Regions from separate parts of the Homo sapiens genome. Here region 2 is linked to region 1. The links are chromatin loops, found by intact Hi-C in ENCODE. Cell type or tissue: heart left ventricle. All regions are shown on one strand. Links, peaks and the distances in the headings refer to the core of each region. The heading gives the core; the rest is flanking DNA. Region 1 overlaps PALD1 (phosphatase domain containing paladin 1). Region 2 overlaps ADAMTS14 (ADAM metallopeptidase with thrombospondin type 1 motif 14).

Region 1 (6,097 bases), core at 1,191-3,690:
TTGGGCAAGTCACTTTGGCCTGCTGGACCCCTGTTTTTCCATCTGTCACCTGGAGTTGTTACCCTTGCTCTGTGTGCTTTGAGGGATGGTGGTGAGGACCAGTCTGGGGCCCATGGCAGGTGGGATGGGGTGTGGGGTGTGCAGGGTGGCTGGGCTGCCAGGCAGGCTCTATGGGCTACATGCGGACACAGTGGGCCTCTTGAGGAACGAGACTGTGTCCTCTCAGCATTGAATCTCTGTGCCTGGCCTAGAGGTGCTGCTGAACAGCGTCTGTTGAACTCACAGCATGCAGAGTGGCCCACGGCACCAGGTCAAGTCCCTTCACACTTTGAAATTACTTAACAAAATATGATGTCACCTTTGGAAAATGGGTTACTGGTAGGGATTGAGGGCAATTTTGTCCTTCCAGGGGTTAGGTACAGAAAAGCGTCCTGTACTGGGGCCCCACCGCTGGGCTGGCCTGAGGATGCAGTTTGCAGGGACTCGGTGGGGACCCACCACACGCAGCGGCTGGTGCTGCACGTGGGAAGAGGGTGGGCTGCCAGCCCTGGAACCTGCCCTTCAGCCACTGGCCATCTTTGGGGACTGTCACTTGCCTCCCCACCTCAGCTGGAGGCAGAGGTCACCAGGCCAGGTTTCTTTCTGTTGAGTGGGTGAGCGAGGGGATACTAAGGAGTCTTCAGTAATGGCAGGGGGTGGCAGGGTGGGGAGTGTTGCTGTCTGGCTTGGCTTGATGAAGACCCTGAACCTGGCCTTGTTGGCTCTTCCTTTTTTTTTTTTTTTTTTTTAGAGACAGAGTCTTGCTCTGTCACCCAGGCTGCAGTGCAGTGGCGCAGTCATGGTTCACTGACTGTAACCTCTGCCTCTTGGGCTCAAGTCATCCTCCCACCTCAGCCCCCAGGCCTGAATGACTGGGGCTACAGGCATGTGCCACCACACCTGCCTCTTTTTTGTTGTTGTTTTGGTAGAGACAGGATCTTGCTCTGTTGCCTGGGTTGCTGGCTCTTCTTATTTCTCCTCTGGGGCTGTCTTCTCCTGAGCCTCAGCTGAGTCCAGGTCTTCAAGCATGTGGCCTCCTCGGTGGACAGGAGGCCTGGGTTCCTGCTTGGGCTCTGTTGCCTACTCTCCATGTGACCATGGCAGGTCATTTCACCTCTTTGACCTCAGCCTCCCTTTCTGGAAGGCAAAGGGGTTGGCACAGGCAACCGAGGTGTCCTGTGAAGCTGGAATGAATGAAAATGCAAGGTGCACATGTTTGTCATTCATTGATTTGACAAACGGTTATTACACACCTACTAAGTGCACTGCGCTAGGTGCTGGAGATGCCATACAAAGGGCAAAAGCTCCCGTCCTCATGGAGTCTGCACTCTAGTGACGGAGATCTGCGGCAGGCAGCACACACATCAGGGCCGTGGTCTGTTGGACAGCGGGGTATCCGTTGGGAGAAGCGGAGCCTCTAAGTGTCACATGTTGCAACTATCTGAGGCTGGTATTACACGGGGAGTAAGAAGAATTTTAGCAAATTCTTGTAAGAATTTGCTAAAATTCTTCTTACTAAAGAAGGTACAGAAAGGCACGTTTTAAGAGAAAGTATGTAAAAGGTAAAGAAAGGCAGATTTTTAGAGAAAGTATGAAAATACATTGCAAGGGTGCAGTGGGCAAGTTAGCAAGAGAAGTGCTGGTTGCAAGGAGACAGAGGCTGGCTGGGGATTTTTTAGGACAGTGCTTGTGCTGTTTGCTGAAGAGGGCTTTGTGCAGTACTGATAATGCCGAGGTTGCAGTGAGCTAAGTTGCATTTTTCTATCAGCCGAGGGTCTGGTGATAGCTGGGCACTGGAAGATTGTGTCATTTGCGTAGGAGGGCCGTGTCCCTGGACCATGAAGAAAGGCAGACTTGGAGCTTATCTGCTTTCTCTCTTTGCTTTCTCCTGGTCCCGCCAGCCTTACCCCTTTCCCTAATTAGGACTCCACAGTTATGAGGTGCCGACGGGGCGGTATGAGGGCTTGCAGTGAGGGGTGGTTAGGCAGGGACTCCATGAGAAGGTGGTGTTGAACAGACCTGAAGGAGGAGCTGTGCTGGCATCCGGGGGAAGAATGGTTCAGACAGAGGGTGTGGCTTGCGTGCAGTCCCCGAGGTGGGAGCTGTGTGTTTGAGGAGCAGAGCTAGGGAACTGGAGGGCAGGAGAGGAGGGTAGAGGTTATGGGGACAGGAGGCAGACTGTGGGGCCTTTTCTGGGATTGCTGGGACTTTGGCTTCTACTCTGAGTGCAAAGGAAGAAATCACAGGGTTTTGGGCAGACGCTTACTGTTTGTACAGTCATTTAGGTGCTGTGTTGAGAATAGACAGCAGGGGGCGGGAGAGGTGGCAGGGGGCCAGCCAGGGGCTGTCGCTGAGTCAAGGGTGTCTGGGACCAGGGTGGTGAGAGGCGGTCAGCCTCTGGAGGTGTTTCGAAGTGGAGCCAGTGAGGTTTCCTGACTGACTGGCCGTGGGGTTGAGAAGGGCGAAGTGAAGGAGGAGTCCCGGGTTCTGGCCTGTGTACCTGGGAGGTTGGAGTTGCCACTGAGATGGGCAGGCTTATGGACGCAGCAGGTTTGGGGTGTGCTCAGGAGGTTCACTGGGACATGCTTTGTGGGTTTGGGCTGCCTGACCCTTATCCATGCGGAGCACTTGAGCTGCTGGCATGTCCAGTCTGCAATCCTCAGAGTCTGTCTAGGATCTGGATTCAAGATGATACTAGAAGCTGTGAGCCAGGACAAGAGGGCCTGGGGAGGAGTGCTCACTGAGCGCCTGCCACATACCAAGTTCTCTGCAGACCCCCAGGGCGGTGGGGAGAAGGGGGAGGTGTAAACCTGGTTATTGGCTGGTGCCCGCCCCTGGGTTTATGGTTGTTTTGAGACAGCCCCTGCCTTGATGAAGCAATTAGAATCTGTTAAGATGGAATTTAGTGCAATGTTTAATTGAAAGGTTCAGCCTGAGGGCAGAGGAGGCTAAGAAGGGCAGGGCTGTTGGGCTGGAAGGCCCGGAGCAGGCTTGCACTTTGGGAGAGTGGGGGCTTGTCATAGGCCTGGAGGGAACCCGACCAGGCAGGAGGAACAGCATGGGTGAAGGTACAGAGACAAGAGTGAGCAGGGAGTGGTGGGCTTGACTGTGGCCAAGTGGGGGAGGGTGGTAGGAAGAGCTGGGGTCTTGGGGCTCATCTCCCAGCTCAGAACTCTGAGTTTGGGCAGGATGCCTACTCTTTGAAGGGTTAACTAAGCATGTGCTAAACAAACAAATAAACAAACAAACCAAAAACAACCTTGCTGAACCTCATCTGCAAAATGGGACAGTCCCGCCTCCTTCACTGGGTTGCTAGGAGAATGTGTTAGGGTCTAATCCTCAGGTCAGGATGTGACGCGCTCGGCCCGCAGGTGGCACTCAGTAGACCCTGACGCACGTGTTCTGCTTGTGTGGTAGCCTGGGGAGGCTCCCCAGCCCTGCCTCAGTGGGCCTCTCCCTGGTGGCCCGGCAAAGAGCAGAGCTTCATGAGAGCCCCTGCTGGCACTGCTGGGCTGCCTCGATGCCAGCCAGGCCGGAGGCTTGAGATGCCCGAAGTACCCAGTGCCCCGGCCACCTCTCCTGGCCCTCTTCTATTTTAGGGCTCAGTCCAATGGATGAGGAAGCCTTGTCCGGCTCCACCACAGCTAATGACAGCCTGGCAGGCCGTATATAAACAGCTCCACTATTTTTATCAACAGGAGGTGGCTGACCCGTCCTCCCCAGGCAGTGTGCTAACATGGGGGACGGTGTTAAGGAAACCAGGGCCTTGATAGGAAGATGGGCAATTGTCTCAAATCACAGACCTGTGATCCAGCAAGATGTGCCCTCGGAACCTTCTGGGGGCGGGGGTCAGGCGTCACCTGTACACAGTGGTCTGAATTTGGAGATAATTCTACCTTTGCCAGTAGAGCTCAGAAGGAGCCACTCCACCTCTTACCCCAGAGAATCTTTCTCAGACCTAATCCTTACCCGTGTCTCTTGCAACAGGCAGCCTCCATCCCCACGGCTGTGGGAGAGGATCGTGCTGGTGCGGTCGTGTCCATGGCACAGAGCCAGAGCTGAGGGCGTTTCACGCCCATAGCACATTGCCTCTGAGCTCTTTAATTGAAAGCAGTTTAGAATGGCTCTTGCCCGGTGGAACTGTGGGTGATTTCCTTTTCTTCCTTCTAAGAAAATGTTTTGAAATAGGCTCCAGGCTTTCGGATGGAGCTTGGGGAAGGATAGAAGCAGCCTAAGGGGTGGGGTGGAGAGCGGCCAGTTGCATTGTGGCGCAGACCGTCCATCCTTGCAGATAGGTGGGGTTGCGTTGTATTGGCTGCGGTTTATATTTAGGTAAAATCTTTGTTGTTGTTGTTCACTCCCCAGTCTCTAAGCAAATCCTGCCCCCAGCGGCCCCAGCACTTCTGTGGCAGCCATGGGCCATTCCCGCCCTCAAATCCCCAGAAACCCTCACTGGCCTCTGTCTGCAGGGCCAGGCCTTGGCTTGGCCTCCATACCCACTCCAGGCCTGGCCTCTCACCTTTACCCCTCCCCTACCGCCATGAGCTCCTCCCACTCTGCCCACCCTGGGAGGGGGTTCCCTGGGGACTCACCTCATTCTCGGGCCCCCTTCCTGCCTTTCATGCCCTCCGCCACTCAAGGCACCATTCTGCCTCCTCTCTGTAGACCTCACCCACCCTAGATGTCCCCTCTTCCTTGAGCCTGCAGCTGCTGTGGCTGCTTTGAAATTATTTCCATCCCCCTCCAGGCACGGAGGGCAGGGCCTGTGAGTAGTTCATCTTTGCATCCCCAGTATGTGGCTTGGGTGATGGGCACGGTGTAGTGGTCCCTCCCTGCTGGATGGATGAGCGGATTAGTGAGCTTTCTGTGGTGCACACGTGCCTTCTCATCCCTCACTTTGCTGAGAAATCCTACTTCCATAAACCTGGGGCCTGTGAGTTTAAATGGCAGAACCAGGACCTGAACCCAGCTCATGGGACTCATGTCTCCCAGGGAGTCACAGTGCTGGCTCTGGTCCCCTCGCCCCTCTTGGGCACAGCCTGCTGTCCACCTTTCACCCCTGTCCCCATCTCCAGGGCCCCAGAGCTCCTTCTGGATGGATGGGTGGGCAGGCTTTGCAAGTTACCATCTACTCTGCGACCCTGGAGGCAAAGACAGCAAAGGCCGTGGAGGTAGAAGTGGGAGGTTGGGGACCACAGGCCCTGCTCAGGCTACTCCAGCTCTGATTCCTGGGACTGTGGACTGTGCCACGTCTGAGGCCGCAGAGCCCACCCTGGGGCTAAGGAGGAGATGCATGTAGGCTGATGTTGTGTTCCTGTGCGGAAGGGCTTCCAGCTGCAGCCCAGCTGTGAGGAGAGCAGCCCTTTCCGGCTCCCAGAGGCTGGGGCTTGCTGTGCCCTCGCACAGATGTTCCTGGTGCCCGAGGGATGACCCCTGTGCCACGTCCTCTTCCTGGAGCAGGGAGAGCTGCTGTGGGTTTGGGGGATGGGGTGAGAAGGGGATGGGTGTGAGGCGAGGTGTGGCCTTCGCTTTCCAAACTCCCCTTCCATAGCGTGCAGGGGAGGGTGCTGGGTGGGTGACATGTCTGTGAGGGGTGGAAGGAGCAGGGTGGGCAGGGTGCCCTGTAGGAGAGCCTGGCTGTGCATGTCCTGGGCCTTATCCCCTGGCCTGTGGCCTGTCCCCTGACTCCCCAAATCATGGAGAACCTAGAAGGGACCCTCTTTAAGTTCCCTTCCTCCTGAGCACAAATCTCCCATACATCTTCTGTTAACAAGTCACTCATACTCTCAAACCCTCAGTGGCTCCCCAGTACTGAAGCCATAACGTGTAACCTTAGCTATAGAGAGTCACCCAGAGGGATTTTGACAATCCCGATGCCCAGGCTACACCCTGCTGAGATTCTCATTGGATTTTTCTAAGTGGGGCCCAGGCATCTGCATTTTAAAGTTCCTCATGTTTCTCATGGACAGCAAGGTTGTGAACCGCTGACCTGGGATAAACTTTCTAGGTGACAGGTGGCTTCCATAATAGATCCAGCCCAGCTCCCCGTCTTGTCCCT
Region 2 (6,097 bases), core at 1,919-4,418, 130 kb after region 1:
CTCTTCATCCTGGAGCCATGGCTGCTTCCAGGACTCAGGGCCAAGCAGGGGCCAGGCAGAGCTCCTTCGCCGAGCTTGGTGGGCTATGATGGTGACAGAGGGGGAAGCCTCAGAGCCGCTTGGCTCCTGGGCACTCGGGAATGGAATCTGAGGGTGGCTGCTGGCCTGGCAAGATCTGCCCTGAGTCTGGCTGGGCTCCAGAGTGAGGGGTTTGCAGCAGAAGGCAGTCTCTGAGCACCTACAGGTCCTGCCTCTGGGCCAGGACATCTGCCTGTTGGCGGGGAAGGGGAGTAGAAATAAAAAGTGACCACCCCTCCTTTAAGAACTTCAAGCTTTTGGCTGGGCACGGTGGCTCACACCTGTAATCCTAGCACTTTGGGAGGCCAAGGCAGGGCCTCCCTTGAGGTCAGGGGTTCAAGACCAGCCTGGCCAACATGGTGAATCCCCGTGTCTACTAAAAATACAAAAATTAGCTGGGTGTGGATGCACACCTGTAGTCCCAGCTACTCGGGAAACTGAGGCGGGAGAATCGCTTGAACCTGGGAGGCAGAGGTTGCAGTGAGCAGAGATCGTGCCACTGCACTCCAGCCTGGGGACAGAGTGAGACCCTGTTAAAAAAAAAAAAAAAAAAAAAACAAAGAAAAAAACAAAACTTCAAGCTTTTGATGATCTGAGCAGCTCTGTTCTCCAAGGTGCTGGAGGACAGCCAGTCATCACCTTCATCATCAACATTAGCACAGAGGGACTCCTAATAATTGTCCTCACTCTCTGCACTATGGACCCCCAGCTTGGATGGCTGTGAGGGCATTGACTGGTCCTTGGCCACTCAGCAGATCACAGCTGCTCCCTCTACCTCCCAGGCTTCCCCCACGCTGGATCACTTGTGGTCTAGATGGCCCTTGGTCATGAAGTAAGAGGCGTGCGGTAACCCAGCCAGCTGGACTCCCTCTGTCCCCTCTCAGGGAACGTACTTATTGTATGCTCGTTTCCTCTCTTACTTGCCCATTTCTGGTGTTATGATGAACACACCTGTGCTGCTATTGCTCTCTTTATGAAACATGGATGACCACTTAAATGTCCCTTTTCGTGCCATTCTAAATGTCCCTCTTCTTGCCATTCCACTGTTTGAAAGCCTCCAGGGTTTGGATGAGTGGTTCTGAGCCCTGGATGCACGTCTGAATCACCCAGCAGCTTCCAGAATGCACTGACTCCTGAGCCCCACCCATCAGGTTTTGATTTCATCGGTCTGGGAGGTCGCCGTAGTTTTGTAAATTCCTCCAGGTGATTTTAATGACTATCTAGGGGTAAGAATGGCTGCTGTTGCCTCCTGGAAAGCCTACTGTGTGTCAGGTCAGTAGCTGGGGTCAGGTCTTTCAGACCAGAAGAGCCAGGCGGAGGAGGGAAGTAAAGGAAAAGACCACCACCTGCTGTGAACCCGGCTCCAGGAGGGCCATTTCCCATGCCTTATTTCATCTTCCCATCCACTCTTTGGTTTCAGATATGGAATCTGAGGCTGAGAGAGGGCTGGTGCCGCACAGCTGGGAAGGACCCTGCTGGGATGGAACCCCAGGTGTTTCCCTCCCCAGCGAAGCCTCTACACTACTTTGCAGGGAAGTTGAATGACAGAAAAGGAGAGATACATTATGTTTGCTTCCCTTTTTGTAAACTTTGTTTAGGGAATGGGAGTTGATTCTGTGTTCATTGTGGTAGGCACACACTCTGTGCCGAAAAGGTGTGCCTTTTGAGATAAGGACATCATAGAAAAGTTAGAAAATACCTAAAAGTTTAAAGAGAAAGAAATTGCCTACAGTCTTATTGCCTAAAGACAAGTCCCTAACAGCTGCGTATGTTTCTGCCCAGCTGTTTGTCTGCAGGTCTTTTTCACCTTTAAAATCATCCTCTATCAGTCCCCTTTTGGGGGGTAAGGACTTTTCCCCTTAGGATGTTCAACCACTGGTATTCTTTTTTTTTCTTGAGGACTTCTTTCCACTTACAGGCAGGACATCTGGGCATGTGTGGTAGTCCATTTTTATGTTGCTATAAGGAAATATCTGGGGCTGGGCAATTTATAAAGAAGAATTTTAGTTGGCTCATGATTCTGCAGGCTGTACCAGCATGGCTCCAGCACCTGCTTCTGGTGAGAGCCTCAGGAAGTTTGCAATCATGGTGGGAAGGAAGAGGAGCTGGCATGCCACATGGTGACATTGGGAGCAAAAGAGATGGGGGAGGTGCCACACACTTTAAGCAACTAGATTTTGTGTGAACTGAGTGAGAACTCACTTACCACCAAGGAGATCGTGCTAAACCATTCATGAGGGATCTGCCCCCATGATCCAATCACCTCCCACCATTCCCCGCCTCTAACACTGGACATCACATTTCAACATGAGATTTGGAGGGGATAAACATCCAAACTCTATCAGCATGTCAAAGACAGGCCATAGCAGAGCCAGGGGCTACAAGCAAACCCTCCTGTGGTTCCAGAATGTCACCCCCAGCACTGATCCTGCGGGCTCCCCTCCTGAGCCACTGGGGCTTCCATGCATGCTTCAAAGTGACAATGGTGATCATGAGAATCACGGCCGCAGATGCAAACACTAATATGGCCCTTGTGGCATGCTCGGGACCATCCTAGGTGCCTTATGTATATTGCTTTCTCAGAGCAGCCCTACAAGATGGTTGTGGTTATAATCCTGAAGCACAATGATGTTAAGTAAGTGTCCCAAGATTACATGATCTGAGAGTGGTGGAGCCAGCATTTGAACTCAGGAACTCTCTGGCTCTAGGGTCTCTGCATTTACCCACCACATTGCTTCTCCACTGAGAAAGACTTTTGCTGTAAATGCACTGGGCTCAGCAAGACCTCAGTAGCCTTTCACCCAGCATCTTCCAGGGTGTGGGGCCTGCAGAGGTCATGACCTTGGGAACTGTGGCCGAGTGGTCATCCCAGATAACTCTCTCCAGCTGGCAGAGGCTCTCTGCTTCCTGGTGTTTCTTTGAACCTTTGGCTTGTTGTGGCAGCGCTGATGGTGCTGGTATGGGGTGCCGTGCAGATGTACGTGGCAGAGCGTGCCAGTTGTGGACAAGTCTGGCAGCTTTCAGCCCCATCCTCCAAGAGCTCCTTCTTCCTGCCTGTCCCCAAGGCTGCAGCTCGGTCTGAATCAGCTTTCAGACTTTTTTTGGCTTGGGCCGAAGACTTGGCAGCCCCAGCCTCCAGCAGAGCTCCTGTGGCTTGGGGCTTCCACATCAGGTTTGAATTAGATGAAATCTCAGCGTCGGCAGGCTTTCATCCCAGCCTCGCTGACTCCCGCTTCCGTGGTAGCAGGCAGTCTGTGTGCCACATGCGTGTCGTCTCTGCATGAGTGTTTGCTGGAGCGTTTGTCGTCTGTGTGAGTCGTCCCTTTGTGTGTCCTCTCCGTGCTTGTGTATTATCTCTTTGCATGTTTCTCGTCTCCATGCATGCATATTATCTTTTTAATTAATAGCTTTATTGAGATATAATTCACATACCACGCAATTCGCCCATTTAAAATATGCAATTCAGTGGTTTTAAAAATTATATTCACAGAGATCTGCAATCACCACTGCTGTCAACTGTAGACCATTTTCATCACCTAAAAAAGAGACTATGTGGCCTTTAGCTATTCACCCCCGATCCAACATTACCCCAGCCCTTGGCAGTGACGAATCTACTTTCTATCTCTGTGGATTTGCCTATTCTATTTGTTTGAAGACACTTCATACAAACAGAATCATGTAATATGTGACCTTTTGCATCTGGCTTCTTTCACTTGGCATATTTTCAAGATTCATCCATCATGTAGCATTTACCAGTACTTCATTCCTTTCTACGGCAAAATAATATTTCATTGTATGGCTATATATATATAGTTTGTTTGTCCATTTATCCATTGATGGGCATTTGGCTTGTTTCCATCTTTTGAGTACTAGGAATAATGCTATGAACAACTTTTCTTTGCGTGGACATATGTTTTCTTTCTCTTGGGTGCTTACACTTTGGAAGGGGAATTGCTGGATCATGTGGTAATGCTGTTAATCATTGGAGGAGTATTGCCAGACCGTTTTCAAAGTGGCTGCGCTGTTTTACATTCCCACCAATGTATGAGGGTTCCAGTTTCTCCACATCCTTGCCAACCAACACTGGTTATCTGACTTTCTGATTCAAGCCATCCTATTTCTTTGTGGTTTGGATTTGCATTTCCCTGATGACTGATGATATTGAACATCTTTTCATGTGCTTACTGCTATTTGTAGATCTTTCTTGGAGAAACGTCTGTTCAGATCCCTTTCCCACTTTAAAACTGGGTTGTCTTTTAATGATTGTGTTGTAAGAGTTCTTTATATATTCCAGATACAAGTCCCTTATCAGGAGAGGAGAGGCCGGTCTCTCATGTCTTTTTGCACCCCCACCTTACCCCCATCAAGCTTAGCAAGCTGTATGTGATTCATAAAGACTTAAGGACATGTTAAGGGAGGAAGAGATCTGGGTCACTTTGAAGAGTCCCTGCAGGAGCCATGGTTCCAGGGTGTGGGGGTGTGAGGGGTGGGGCTGCCTCTCTTACCTGCCGTGAATCAGAGACAACAGCCCCGGATGGCCCATTAGAGGTTCTGGCCCCTGCAGGTTATGTAGGGTGTTGCTTTCAGCTGAACTGACTGATGGAACCACCAGGGTTGGGGGACTTGAAAAGACCTAGATCACTGAGCCTGTCCCTCCTCCTTGATTTTGGGGTAGAGCAACTGGGAAAAAGGCAGTGTCATTTACTGAGATGGGGAAGACAAGGGGAGGAGTGGGTCTGGAAGTCAAACCCAGAGTTCTGTTCCAAAGTTTGAGATGACCAGTGGAGATCCAGTCTCTATCAAGGAGGCTGTTGGATAATCACAAAGGAATTTCAGGAGGAGCCAGGGCTGGGGATATAAACTGGAAGTCATTTGCAGTCATGCAGTACCTAAAGCCATGGTCCTGGGGACATGCCAGGGAGAGCTGATGATGGGAGGAGCTGTGTGAGACCAGGACAAAGAAGTGATTGCTGGCTATGGCCATGTTGTGGTCACAGGTAAGCAGTTTCCAGGAAGTGGTGGCTCTAGAAGGCCACTTGAGGTGGGTAGAGGAGAAGCCAGGGGGTATGGAGGTGGTGAGTGTAGACAACGCTTTCTGCTGTGGAGGGAAGCAGTGACATGGGCAGTAGCTGGGCAGGGATGGGAGGTAGAGAGTTTCAAAGATGCGGGACACTCGAGTGTGCTTGGATGCAGATAGGAATGGTCTTGTAGAAAGGAGAGTGTGATGAAGCTGGAAAGGGGGTGCTAGCTGCAGGAGCTGAGTCCTTGAGGAGGTAACAGAGAGGTGATCCTGAGCACGGAGTAGGGGGACCACATCCAGCCACAGAAGAGGAGAAGGGGCCCAGCTGTGGGAGGACAGTGCGCAGCAGGGTGGTGGGAGCCTTGGAGTATGAGACTGGGCAGGGGGGCAGTGTTGGGGGTCTGAGCCATTTGGGAGAGCTGGGACACAGACCGTTAAGCTGTTAGTCTTAACAGGGAAGTGCAACAGAACCTCAGCTTCATGCTCATGTGAGGTGAGCTGCTGATTTCAAGTGAGAACAGTAGGCACCTGTGTGCACGCGTGGAGTAAGTGGATGGTTGGGCTGAACCAGGGTGGAGAAGCTTCCCTGGGACAGCAGGATAGAGGGAAAGTGGGTGAGAGAGTATGGGTGTTTGCAAGAGAATTATTGTGCAACTAGACCTAGATGTCCAGGGTGGTGAGAAGGGAAGCGAGGATGTAAGGATCACACCTTGGAGGTCCCGATGAAGTTTAATAATAACTGGAGCCAAGTGCTAGGGTTAGGTGAGCAGGGCAGTGGGGGAAGAGAAGGAGCCACCTGCGGTCGAGGTTTCTGGGTTGTAGCAGCCCATGTGGTCTAGCCAAGGAGCGTGGCTGGCAGTGGCTGGGAACAGTGCATGCAGATGCAGGTGGCCCTGTTGAGGGGAAGCAGCCACCCATTGAGGAATCTGGTGGAAGCCATTTCTGATCCTTGTGTGTATCACCCCAGCATCCAGTTGCTGGGTTTTCTTTTGTTTCCTA

The links. Peaks named below come from ENCODE experiments on the same cell type or tissue, not always from the same donor. Only the 100,000 strongest peaks of a DNase experiment are listed, where the experiment ranks them.
Region 2: it touches region 1 in a loop (4-fold over the local background); 3 of 110 quality-filtered maps call a loop at or near these places.

What each region holds. Positions count from the first base shown.
Region 1 is chr10:70,557,163-70,563,259 of GRCh38, forward strand. The region is part of intron 18 of PALD1 (phosphatase domain containing paladin 1); the gene reads left to right. Among named protein-coding and RNA genes, the nearest start is that of PRF1, 43 kb to the right of the region's middle. RefSeq lists enhancers at 2,017-2,960, 2,961-3,904. In heart left ventricle, for the core only: a CTCF peak has its summit at 2,347 (motif pointing right); a DNase peak (open chromatin) is centred at 2,379; H3K4me3 peaks cover 412 bases; H3K27ac peaks cover 992 bases.
Region 2 is chr10:70,690,875-70,696,971 of GRCh38, forward strand. All of the region lies in intron 2 of ADAMTS14 (ADAM metallopeptidase with thrombospondin type 1 motif 14), which reads left to right. Among named protein-coding and RNA genes, the nearest start is that of ADAMTS14, 21 kb to the left of the region's middle. RefSeq lists enhancers at 2,631-3,132, 3,133-3,632. In heart left ventricle, for the core only: no CTCF peak of the experiment used is centred there; a DNase peak (open chromatin) is centred at 3,230.